Linked DNA regions of Homo sapiens: region 2 is linked to region 1. Evidence: read pairs that join two places in POLR2A ChIA-PET (ENCODE). Cell type or tissue: CD4-positive, alpha-beta T cell. All regions are shown on one strand. Links, peaks and the distances in the headings refer to the core of each region. The heading gives the core; the rest is flanking DNA.

The links. Peaks named below come from ENCODE experiments on the same cell type or tissue, not always from the same donor. Only the 100,000 strongest peaks of a DNase experiment are listed, where the experiment ranks them.
Region 2: POLR2A ChIA-PET joins it to region 1 with 5 read pairs; 4 of 35 experiments call an interaction of 5 or more read pairs at or near these places.

What each region holds. Positions count from the first base shown.
Region 1 is chr16:78,775,375-78,781,528 of GRCh38, forward strand. The region is part of intron 8 of WWOX (WW domain containing oxidoreductase); the gene reads left to right. Among named protein-coding and RNA genes, the nearest start is that of WWOX-AS2, 280 kb to the left of the region's middle. In CD4-positive, alpha-beta T cell, for the core only: no CTCF peak of the experiment used is centred there; no DNase peak of the experiment used is centred there.
Region 2 is chr16:78,893,841-78,899,994 of GRCh38, forward strand. The region is part of intron 8 of WWOX (WW domain containing oxidoreductase); the gene reads left to right. Among named protein-coding and RNA genes, the nearest start is that of WWOX-AS2, 400 kb to the left of the region's middle. In CD4-positive, alpha-beta T cell, for the core only: no CTCF peak of the experiment used is centred there; DNase peaks (open chromatin) are centred at 1,231, 2,651 and 3,331; H3K4me3 peaks cover 443 bases; H3K27ac peaks cover 3,282 bases.

The DNA.
Region 1 (6,154 bases), core at 502-5,501:
TTTTCGATGAGTAAAACAGGGCCTGACTTTTACCCCAAAGTGATGTTCTTTTGTGGCTTGTCTACTCCAAGAACTGAGATACCCAGACTCATTTCTCATCTCTTGTTGAAACAGAGAAGTCACTGTAGCGCCCTCCGGGGGGTGGGGTATCAAGGGAGAGTATGGGCTTTGAAACTGCTCATCCCGTCTACAACCTTGGAGGGCATGGTGTTTCACTCCCCCACCTCTCCCCACAACTTCACCCTGCTCCAATGAGGATGAAAATGTCTTTCTTATAGATGGGACAGGAGCCTTAGTAATATGGTGCGAGCAATGGTTCACATAGGGGACAGGTGTTCATTCAATGGTGGGTATTATTATAATAATCATTAGCATCATTGCTAGTGACTTTATTTTTCCTTTAGCCAATGGAGCAGTGGCTTTTGGCCCACTACTTTCGACTGAATCTATGAGTGAATGTGATCCTCCGTTTTAACCCTGTCTTATTGGATGTTGGTAAACAGTATATCATGAGCCCCTGTAAGAGCTTGAATCCTTCAAAGACAAGGTCAGTCAGTGGCCATCACTACTCTAAACGTAAGACCCTGTGATGACTGACACTTACTAGGTTTCTCATTTATTTATTTTTCTCTGCAGGACACAGCTATGTGTTCCAAAGATGGTCTTAAACCTATAGGAGTATAACACCATGGCTAGTTCAGAAAACCTTATTCCAACTTCCAAACTTAGAAGATACTGGGAAGTAAAAGGGAGAGAAGGGAATGCATGGCTTGGGCTAAAAAAATGATTCTGCATTCATCTCAGAAGGATGTTTTCCAGTCTTTCTCTAGAAACAACTTTTGTGTCTAAGGATTGTGGGTGAACAACAGCAGCACAGGCTACATTGGCTTGGCTCGGTGGTTGGGATGGTTTGGCTCTTACTGGGCAGTAAGCACAGTGGCTGGGATAGGACCTTGGCATCTCGTGCGAAGCCCCTCTGCCTGGAGTCCTGCCTCTGTGACACTTGCTTACTGTGTGACCTGGGTCAACTCATACCTACTGTTCGTCAGTTTTCTCATCTGTAAAATGGGGATTCCAGTGGTTATTATGAGAATTAAATATGACGATACATAAATAGCACCTGGAAAAGTGTTTAGGAAACCTTGACATGATGACCTGTTTAGCAGCAGCAGTGTGTGCCATACTTACCTTTATGGAATGAACAGATTTGGAGTGAGGATGGATGTTTAGCTCACTTTATTAGTCTGGTCTCACACTGCTATAAAAAACTGCCCGAGATTGGGAAATTTATAAAGAAAAGAGGTTTAATTGACTCACAATTCTGCATGGTCGGGGAAGCCTCAGAAAACTTACGATCATGGTGGAAAGGAAGCTAGTGCACCTTACATGGCGGCAGGCAAGAGGGGCAGGGAGGGAGAGAGAAAGAGGGAGGGAGGAAACCACCACATATAAAACCATCAGATCGCGTAAGAACTCGCTATGTCAAGAATAGAATGGGGGAACCACCCCCATCATCCAGTCACCTCCTACCAGGTCTCTCCCCTAACATGTGGGGATTACAGCTTGTATTACAATTCGAGATGAGATTTGGGTGGGGACACAGCCAAACCATACCACTCATGGCATCTCGTTTTTACAGAGTATATGTGTTTTCAGATTTTGCATGACATTTTAGGATAAATGTGATGAAAATGAGGAAAATTGGGAATGAAGTTTAGGTCAGAAAAGTTTCAGTGATTATTTTTTCAGAATCATTGTTTCTTGGTTTCTAGGGTCCAACATGCCATTGTTCAATGGCTGTATTTCAATGGCTGTATTTCAGAGGCTGTATTTTTTTTCCCATCTCTTCCTTCCTACTTAGAAGACAGTGACATTTCCTCTGTGCCTCTCAGGTGTCAATGCCATCCAACAGGAATTTGTACAAAGAAAGGGAGGACTTTCTGATGATGTTGTCCAGGACAGTGGCCCCATGTAGCTACTGAGCACTTGAAACGTGACTAGTATGACCAGGGGCTGGACTTTTAGTTTAATTTTTTGTAATTTAAATAATTTAAGTAGCTGATGTGTCTAGTGGCTGTCGTATTGGAAAGCACAGAGTAGACATTGCAAATACAGACGTAGAAAGACACCGTGCCTGCTGCTAAGAGGCCCCTGGTCCTACTGAGTGGTCAGCTGTTTACACTGACAGTCCCAGCGTGGTATAATAAGCATTAACACAGAGACATGTACAGGGTGCTGAGAAAGCTAATTTTTGCAATAGTCAAAAAAGACCTCAGGGCAGACTCCCCAGCACAGAGTTCCAAGCCTTTACCTAAAAAGGTAATCATTTTATAAGTACCTATTATGTGCCAGATACTAGGATAGGCACTTTGCATAGAAACTCACATTTCGACTGGGCCTGGTGGCTCACGCCTGTAATCCCAGCACTTTGGGAGGCCGGGGCAGGCAGATCATGAGGTCAAGAGATCAAGAGCATCCCGGCCAGCATGGTGAAACCCTGTCTGTACAAAAAATATAAAAATGAGCTGGGTGTGGTGGCACATACCTGTAGTTCCAACTGCTCAGAATGCTAAGGTAGGAGAATCGCTTGAACCCAGGAGGTGGAAGTTGTAGTGAGCCAAGATCGCATCACTGCACTCCAGCCTGGGTGACAGAGTGAGACTCCATCTGAAAAAAAAAAAAAAAAAAAAGACATTTACATTTTATCTTTACTGTAGCTATGGCTGCCTATCCCAAGGATGGGAAGTCTGAAGTTCAAACTGGTGATGATCCCCACCCCAAGTCACACAGTTAGCTTTATAGTTAAATCAGGGTGTGCCTGATTTCCTAGCCATACCAGGCAGCCTATTTCTTGAATAACCTCCCATCCCCTGTGTCTCCTTTGTGGAGCTCTTGGCAATACTCTGGTGATTGGTAACCACTGATACGCCGCCAGCAGTCCACGCTTGGGTGGAAGGCAGGTTTCACGTAACTGATTTACCACTTGGTAAAGGAACGAGGTGACAGCAAGACCACAAACTAATAAATATGCCGGTATTGACATAATGTCGGACCTCAGTATGATTGATGCATGTGTTGTTGACTGGGATGTCACATGTTCAGGCTGTAATCCTGGTCTCAGTATGACTGTGAGGACGGGGCCAAGTCATTTCACAATTTGGGTGAGTGTTCCAAGCTTCTCAGAAGAGCGACGCAATAGAAATTCAAGGTATGAAATTCAAGGTGTGGTCTCAGAGTCATTTTATCTTACAGCTTCTCTGCTGTGTTTTCTCAGTATGTGAAATGGGAACATCACTTACCATCTACTCACCTCCTGTTTGAGTTCAAGGGAAGGTTTGCAGATTGGCCTGAAGGAAGACTTCTCTTGAAAAACTCAAACCAAAGAGCACACCGCCGTCCCCAACCCTGAGCCATTTCTGTCCTTTTCATGGAAAGGGAACTGTGTTCGCCAGCTCGTAAAGCCCCGGCGTCTCCTCCTAGAAGAAACACCCACATTGACCCAGCAGTGTTCATTTTCCCATAAGGTGGTGCTGGATAGGGATAGGATGTCGCCCCTTGTTCACCCCTTGGCAATAATCTGTTTGATTCACTCCAAATGCTGCTTCTGATCTCCATCTATTTCAGGGGATGACCAGTCTGAATAAAACCAATGAGCTTAATCTACTTGTGGAATGTTATAGCCGGAAGGGATTCATAGAGATCACTCTATCGCCTAAAATTCTCTCTTCTACATATCTCAGTGTTGGAAAACATAAATGTGACTCCAACTTGTCTTTTTTGTTGTTTGTTTTTGAGACAGGGTCTTTGTTTCCCAGGCTGGAGTGCAGTGGCATGATCTTGGCTCAGTACAACATCTGCCTCCCTGGCTCAAGGGATCCTCCCATCTCAGCCTCCTGAGTAGCTGGGACTACAGGTGCATGCCACCACACCTGGCTAACTTTTATTTATTTTTAGTAGAGAGGCAGTTTTGCTGTGTTGCCCAGACTGGTCTTGAACTCTTGAGCTCAAGAAATCCTTCCACCTCAGCTTGACATTACAGGTAAGAGCCACCGTGTCCGGCCCCCCTTTCTTCTTTTTTAAAGTGGGGTATTAAGGCTCAGAAAAGAGTGTTTCTGCCACTGCAGAGGATTGCTGACATTATTAGTTGCTCACTCTGTCCAAGGCATTGTGCTCAGCTCTTTGTACAGATTGTTTAACCCTCACAAGTCTATGAATAGAGTATATTACCCACTTCATTTTAAGTAGGAAATTGAAGCTCAGGGAATCGTAGCAGAGGGCCCCAGTTCACACTGCTGATCAGTGATGCGACTGGGATCACCACAGCCCATCTGGTTCAGAAGCTTGTTCTCCTAACCAGGATGTGAGAGACATTCTTGTCCTAGGCAGCACGTTGGTGGCAGAGGTGGGATCTAGACTGAGGCTCTCATTCTGTACCCTCTCTGGCCCCAAGGAAGGAAAGGGGAAGGAGAAGGGCCTTTGGGACTGGGTGGATGTAACACTTTCTGCCACCTCTACTCTTCCTGCTATAGATTAAAACAGAAGCTCTGAATTGCAGCCACAAATCAATAATGAAAAGCTACCAGACCAAGCCCTTTCTTGTTTAGTGTTGTGTCTTCTGTGTCAACATCTCTGGAACATAGTCAATGGCAGTACCCAGTAGAAGCCATATGGATACTTTTTCTCAAGTGTTGAAATAAATTAATGGTGTGGCCATGGTTCTCGTACTTCAGGTCCCTGTGAGCCCCTGGGGTCCTACACAACTTGGGGTAATGCTATGGTCACCTGCATCCCCTCCTCTCCAGCCCTCACCTGGTTTTCTCTTCTCCTTCCAAGAAAAAACACCCATACCATTCTTAACATCTCTGGAAGCTGGGGGTCAGGAGAGGGAGATCCATAAAGTTCTTGTCTTCCCCGACTCAAGAAGCTTAAGGGTACATTCACTCACTCATGAATTGACTGGTTTATTCATTCACTGGTTGATTAATTCATTCATTCACTGGTTAATTAATTAATTCATGTCATCCTTTGGATGTCTTGCAGAGCTGAGTGCTGAAATAAAATGATAAACAAGTCAAAAACAAAAAGGCCTCTGACTTAACAGGACTTCCGTGATGCGGGGGAAGAAGACAATAGGCAAGTAAGCAAGTAAATATACAAGATAAATAGAAACTGTGATGAGGGAGTTAAAGAAATTAAACTGGTCCTTGTGGAAGCAACTTCGGGGGAGGAGGAAAGACAGGGAAGACCATTTTAAGGAGGTGATGTTTGAACTTAAGAATCAAAAACAGTGCAAGCGCTGCATGGGGGAGAACAGTCTAGGCAAGGTGAACGGAAGTGCAGGGTCCCTGAGGCAGAAAGGAGCTCAGCCTCTTTGTTAGCTAGAACAAGAAAGGGGCCCGTATGGCTAGCATAGGATGGGATAGGGGATCGTGGTGGATACCAGCTAGGATTTCACTGTAAAAGAAGAAAGGAAGCCACTGAAGGGCATTAAGCAGGGCAGTGATGTTTTTTAAAGATCTGTCTGGCTGCCTTGGGGAGCATGGGTTCAGAGAGCAGCAGCAGAAGTGTGCAGGATGACTTGGACTGTCACCTTGGGGCCAGCCTGCAGACTGGTGTGGCCGAAGGAGTGCCGTGACTCCTCTGCCACCTCTCCACATTTGGAAGATTGTTTTGCAGCTGCAACCTCAAAACAGAAGCCTCCTAATTACCAGGTAGCTTTCTAGAGCCAAACAAATGCTGTTGTTTCTGACAGGTAAATCAAGACAGGGAAATGATGACACATTCACCACAACTGAAGTGTTGATGGGGTGTGTTGTGACCCCTGGCTTGTTCCAAAGCCTATGTGGGTGGGAATTCTTTAATGTCTGCCTGGAACTGGGCACTCAGCTATAAATAGAGCTATTTTGGAAATTCTGCACCTCAATTTCTAAAAAGTTGGAAGGACAGGAAAGGGGAGCTGTGTTTGAGATCTCAGAAATCTGCACCCCACCTTGCTATCCACCACTGGTATTCCGTCAGTCTTACTACCCCCTCCCACCTCTAGCCCACCCTCTACCATCCTCACCAGGAAGGAGGCTGCATTCATTTCAAGAACTGCTTTTCTTTTATCAGCTGGCATTACTAGGTATAGACATTATGACCCTTTAATGGGCGA
Region 2 (6,154 bases), core at 334-5,333, 120 kb after region 1:
CACAGTATCTTTTGTTTTCTAGCAAGCTAGAACACAAGATTTTCTAGATGCATCTTTTGAGTTGATATGCAATATTTTCCTTGACAGATTTGTTACCAGCTGAGCAGATATTGTGTCTGTGATGTATTTGAGTACCAGGTATCCCTGATTACCATAGAGTAATGTCTTTTATTGAGGCTTTTATTATTATTATTATTATTATTATTATTATATTTTGAGACAGGGTCTTGCTTTCTTGCCCAGGAAGGAGTGCAATAGTGTAGTCATGGCTCACTGCAGCCTTGACCTCCTGGGCTCAAGCAATCCTCCCACCTCAGCCTCCTGAATAGCTGGAGCTACAGGCAAGTGTACTGTGGCAATTGTTAATGTTCACTTTTATTTCCATAGTTAGCCTTGATCGTTTAGTTTTAAAGAGTTATACAACACATACACACACATCTAATTGTTGTGTTATTGGGTTAATGGGAATATTTTAGACTCAAGCCTGGTTCTTTGCTTCTCTCCAGCACAGCAAAGGATACACCTCCAAGTATAATATTGAACTTCAAAGTTAGTAATGTTCAGTGATGCTTAAGCATGTAGATCATAAAGTCCTAGACTATTTTTTGTCTAAATTATTGTTTGTAGTCAGCCTCTCTACTGGTTGGAAACACAGGCTTGAGTTTGGCTTTCTGCTCTACCTAGTTCATTGCTGCAGCTGTAATCCAGCCTGATTCTAATTTTCAACTGGAGATGGTTGTCTTCTTTTTTATTCCATGAAACAAATTGATTAATGTGTCGAGGGAGCAAGGTGGTACTTATACCTACCCAGCCTGCTTGTGTGTGTCTCAAGGTGGAGAGAGGCTGTGGAAACAATAGAGAGAATAGCATGGAAGGCCACGTTGCAATTAAACAAGATTGGGAAAGAAGACGGGACTAAAATCATGCCTTGAAGATGTTTATCATATGAAGTTGACCTTGAGACCCCAAGACCGGCTTCAGTTTTCCACAATGCGGCTATTATGAGAAAAACAGTGACTAACTGAGCACTGTGCATAACTCAGTTCTCGGAATTTTCAATCAGAAATTATCTGATGACGGGACTAATTCTTATTACGATAGTTCCAATGGATCCACCCAGGATCCACCTCCACAACTAGGTGTACAGAAGCTGGAGATCCCATCATGCCGCCGGGCACCGGTTTACGAGAACTCTATGTCTTATCTTGGTAGTACGATTAGGAAAACAAACACAATGGTTTCTGCCTTCAATGTTTCCATGGTGAGGGCAGTTATTAGGCATATGCTAAAGTGTAATATCCGCTTTTTCAAACCACATTTCAAAGTTGATAGCATCAACGGCTTTAAAATCACTTTTAAAGAATCTGGGCTTACCCAGTTAACAGAAATAGAACCTGCCTGTTTATCAGTGGGTTTGCCTCACTTTTCTGTGGGTTTCTTTTCTTTTCTTAATTATGCATTAAGAAAATAACTTAAGTTTCTGTGCATACAACATCTTCCTTTCTCATTCCCAGTACCCTAGAAACACAGCCGTTCACTGAAGAGGATTTGAGTGTTGTCTCCTCTGTGGGGTCAAAACATCATGCTTCTTTCTGTTCTGCCCCATGGCAGTGGTGACGATGGCCTAGCTTCCATCCCGTAGCTTCTTGTGTTTTTCTATTCCACCAGTCTATCAACCCTGTATTTGTTGTCAAATTTACACTGTCCACAGGCAAAGATCTATTCTCCTTTAGAATTTAATAGGAGGGTTTGGAAATGATGCCATGGAAACCCTGAGCAGCTTGGCAATGCTGACCCCAAATGAGAAATAACTATCATTGGTGTTTTCCTTCTACTACTATTATCTTGCCCATTGATCTTCAAAAAGTTCATTGGTCAAATTGATTGAGGAACGCAAGACTTAAATGTAATATGGCTCTGGCAAATTCTGAGATGCTAACAAAAACAAGTTTTCTTAAGAACAATGTCAACTGACTCACAGTATCCGACTATATAAAGTCGAGTGCTCTCATGCCAGGAAGCTGATACAGTTCATGAAACCTCAGTCATTCTTTCGTATTACTCCTGTCTTCTCTTTGGAAAACAATCTCATGAATTTGGTCTTGACGCTGACTTAACATCCCAGGAAACAGATACTCAATTCCACTGTCTTTTTTGAGAAATGAACAGTTCTCAAACTTTGTTTAAATTTCCTTTTCACAGATGAGTAATAACCAAAGATATTTCTGAAAGGGCTCTGAAAACATGCAGGCAATTGATCTTTAAAAATAAGATAGAAATAGTAGGTTTTATAAAAGAAGGAAATAGAAATACTTCAGAAGAAATAAAGTGTGCTGAATCATGTTTTAAACATAATTATATCCGGAATGCACTTACCCATTTGAAAAAAAAAAAAAGTCACCAAGTTGTTTCCAATTGTTTTTGTAAATTTGCTTAGTCATTTTCAGAGACAAAAATTTGGGAAAAGGATTGTAGAATGACTGGCTTCCCAAAACCACTTGGTGTTTACAAAGTTATCAAAAACGGGCTGGGACCACTGATGGTAATAACAAAACCTGGGGCCCTGAATCGTGTATTCTACATCCGTTAGCACACTGAAGCCACACCGCAAACTTGTGAGGCCAGCGTTGCTTCCCCTACCCCTTCCGTCAAAAACCGTCTGAGGCTGATCATTAACTTGCATAAGGTCACATAGCTAATGAGAAGCAAACGCATCATAATGACCTGGGACATATGACACTGAAGCCTACTCTCTTTCCACAAAGCTTGATGTACTCAGATAGTAATTAGTAAACATTTTCATAAATAATCTTAACCTTTTCAAGCATTTTTGTCGATTGGATTGTAGCACTCAAAAGTAAGGTCTGTTTTACTAATATAAAATTGGGCCTGTGGAATAATTCTCTTCACAGAAGTGTGTGTGTGTGTGAGAGAGAGAGAAAATGTATATGCATACATATACATATATTATTGAGACATAATTTACATAATTTATGTTCTATAAAATTAGCATATTTTAAATATACAGTTCTCTGGATTTTGAAAAATGTATACGTGTACATAATCATGGATCCACCACCCCAGTTAAGATATAGAACATTCCAGGGCCAGGTTCAGTGGATCATGCTTGTAATCGCAGCATGTTGGGAGGCTGAGGAGGGTGGACCACTTGAGGCCAGGAGTTTGAGATCAGTCTGGGCAACAGGGTGAAACCCCGCCTCCACTAAAAATACAAAAAAAAGAAAAAAAAAAAGAAAAAAATAGCTGGCCATTGTGACATATGCCTGTAACCGTAGCTACTCTGGTGGCTGAGGCTTGAGTATCGCCTGGGAGGCAGAGGTTGCAGTGAGCCAAGATGGCACTGCTGCACTCTAGCCTGGGTGACAGTGAGACTGTCTTTAAAAAAAAAAAAAAAAAAAAAAAAAACCAAAAAAACAAAAACAAGAACATTCCCATCACGTCGGTAAGTATCTCATTCTCCTTTCCAATAAATCCTTTTATTCCCAGAAACAAGCATTCTTGTTTCAATCATTGTAACTTTGTTTTACCTGTTCTAGAACTTCATTTAATAGAAATCATACCTACTGCTTTGTATGTGTCGTCTTCTGCTTAATGATTCACATAATGTTTTTGTGATTCATCCATGTTGATGGGTGTATTAGGGGTTCTCTTTTTCAATGCTGGATAGTATCCTGTGGTGAAAATACACCACAATTCGCTTATCTGTGCACCTGTTGATGAGCATTGGGTTGTTTATATTTGTTGGCTATTATGAATAAAGCTACCACGAATATTCATAAATCCTGTATACATGTTTTTATGCCCTTATGTTTTTATGTATTTTTGATAAATACCTAGGTGTGAAATTATTGACTCTTAGTGTTTAACTTGTAAGAATGCTGCCAAACAGTTGTCTAAAGTAATTGTATCATTTTAACCCCCCGCTAGAAGTGTGTAAGAGTTTATGTTGCTTCACATCCTCATCAGCACTTTGTAATTTCAGTCTTTTTAATTATAGCCTTTTTGTGGGTGAGAAACGCTATCTCTTGCTAGTTTTATTTTGCATTTTCCTAGTGACTAATGCCTCTTTTTATGAACTCATTGGCCGTTCATATATTTTCTTTCTGTGAACTGCTTGTTTATGTATTGGCCATTTTCTAAAAATTAGATAGTCTTTTTAATATTGAATTATAGGAATTCTATATATATTTTGGATACATTCTTTTTTTTTCATATGTACTGTGAATTTTCTCCTTTGTCTTGTCTATTTATTCCTTAATGGTGTCTTTTGAAAAGCAGAAGTTATAAATACTGATAGTGTCCAATTTATCTTTTTCATTTGTGTAGTGCTTTCTTGTTCTAAGAACCTTTACCAATCACCAGGTCACAAAAATATTTTCCTATGTTTTCTTCTAGACACTCCATAACTTCAATCTTTACATTCAGATCTATGTTCCATCTCAAATTAATTTTTGTATATGGTGTGAGGTAATGGTAGAGGTTTATTTTTCTCTCCATAAGACTCTCCAATTGTTCTAGCACTATTTGTTCAAAGACTAATCCTCGCGCTATTCAATTTCCTTGGCATCTTTGTCAAAAATCAGTTGACTATATATGTGTGGGTGTATTTCTAGACTGTTGTACTCCATTGATCTAATTTTTTTTCTTATACTTACTGCTCGATTGCCTGGAAGCTAGGTAATAATAAGGATTCAAACTTTGTTCTTTATTTCAAGATTGTTTGGGTTAGTTTAGATACTTTCCTTTTACATATATATTTCCTGATCAGCTTCTCCATTTCTTTTAAAAAGCCTTGCTGGGAGTTTATTTGCTTTGGTATTGAATCTCTTGATCAATTTGAGGAGGATCAAAATCCTGAAAGTGTTAAGCGTTACCATCCATGAGCATGCATCTCTCCATTTATTTAAGGCTTCTTTATTTATAAACATTTCAGTGATATTTGATGATTTTGAATGTGGAGGTCTTATACTTTTTTGTTAAATTAACTCTTACACATTTGATTTTTTTATGCTATTGTAAATGGCATTATAAAATTTCTTTTTTCCAACTGTTTGTTTCTAATATATAGAAATACAGTTGATTCTAGCAAACTGCTCTCATATCCTGTGATCTTAAAATTTATTTATTCACCTTTTCCTTTTTGTTAAATAGATTCTGTAGAATTCTCTACATCTCTGAATATAGTTTTACTTCTTCTCCAATTTTTATGGCTTTTGTTTCTTTTTCTTGTTTTAATGCACTGGCTATAGCCTGTAGGACAGTGTTGAACAGAGGTTTTGAGACAGACATCATTGCTTTATTCAGGACTTCTCTATTATATGTGATGCTAGTTGTATGTTTTCTGTACCTATACTTCATTAGATTAAGGAGTTTGAATTTATTTCTAGTTTGCTGAGAGTTCTTTTATAAATGTGTTCATATATATATGTTTTATATTTTTCTTATTCTTACTATCTGCATATTAGAGGGAGTTTAGCTCATTGGTTAAAAGGATTTGTTCCGGAAACCTAACTCCAAATCTTTGAACTTCCTAGAAACCTGGCCTGTTTATTTACCCCGTATGTCACTTTCCTTTATCTGTAACTGGAAAATGTGTACGAAGAGCTTAATACAATGACTGATACACAGTGAGTTCTCCATAAATGTTAGTTATTATTTTAATATTACAGCATCTGTGGAAACAGTGGGTTTATATTTCAGCGTCCTGAGAAACACTCATCCTGAACAACGGGAACATTGGCCACATCCGCCATTGTCAATTTTAAATAAAAGATATGATGACTAGTTGGTGAGTTGATCTTGTAAGACTTTTACAGATACCCAGAACGGCTCTACTTCTTCATATTCCACTTTTTAGTTTTAAAAGTTTAAGGAGATCTCTGTGATCCCTGAAGAATTGTGTGCAAAGCAGCATTAAGACGAAAATCTTTTATATTTGTGTTGTAGCTTGGAAAACTAGCGCGTGGTCTGTTTTGTTCCACTGGCTCCTAAGGTTCAGGTATTAACATAAATACAGCCCATTAACACTTGTTCCTCTCTGTCAGGACATAAATTAAGTCTGCAGGTGTTCCATGAAGCTGTACCCTTGGTACTAATTAAGCCTTGATAATTAGGTTTGTTAAATTCAGGACTT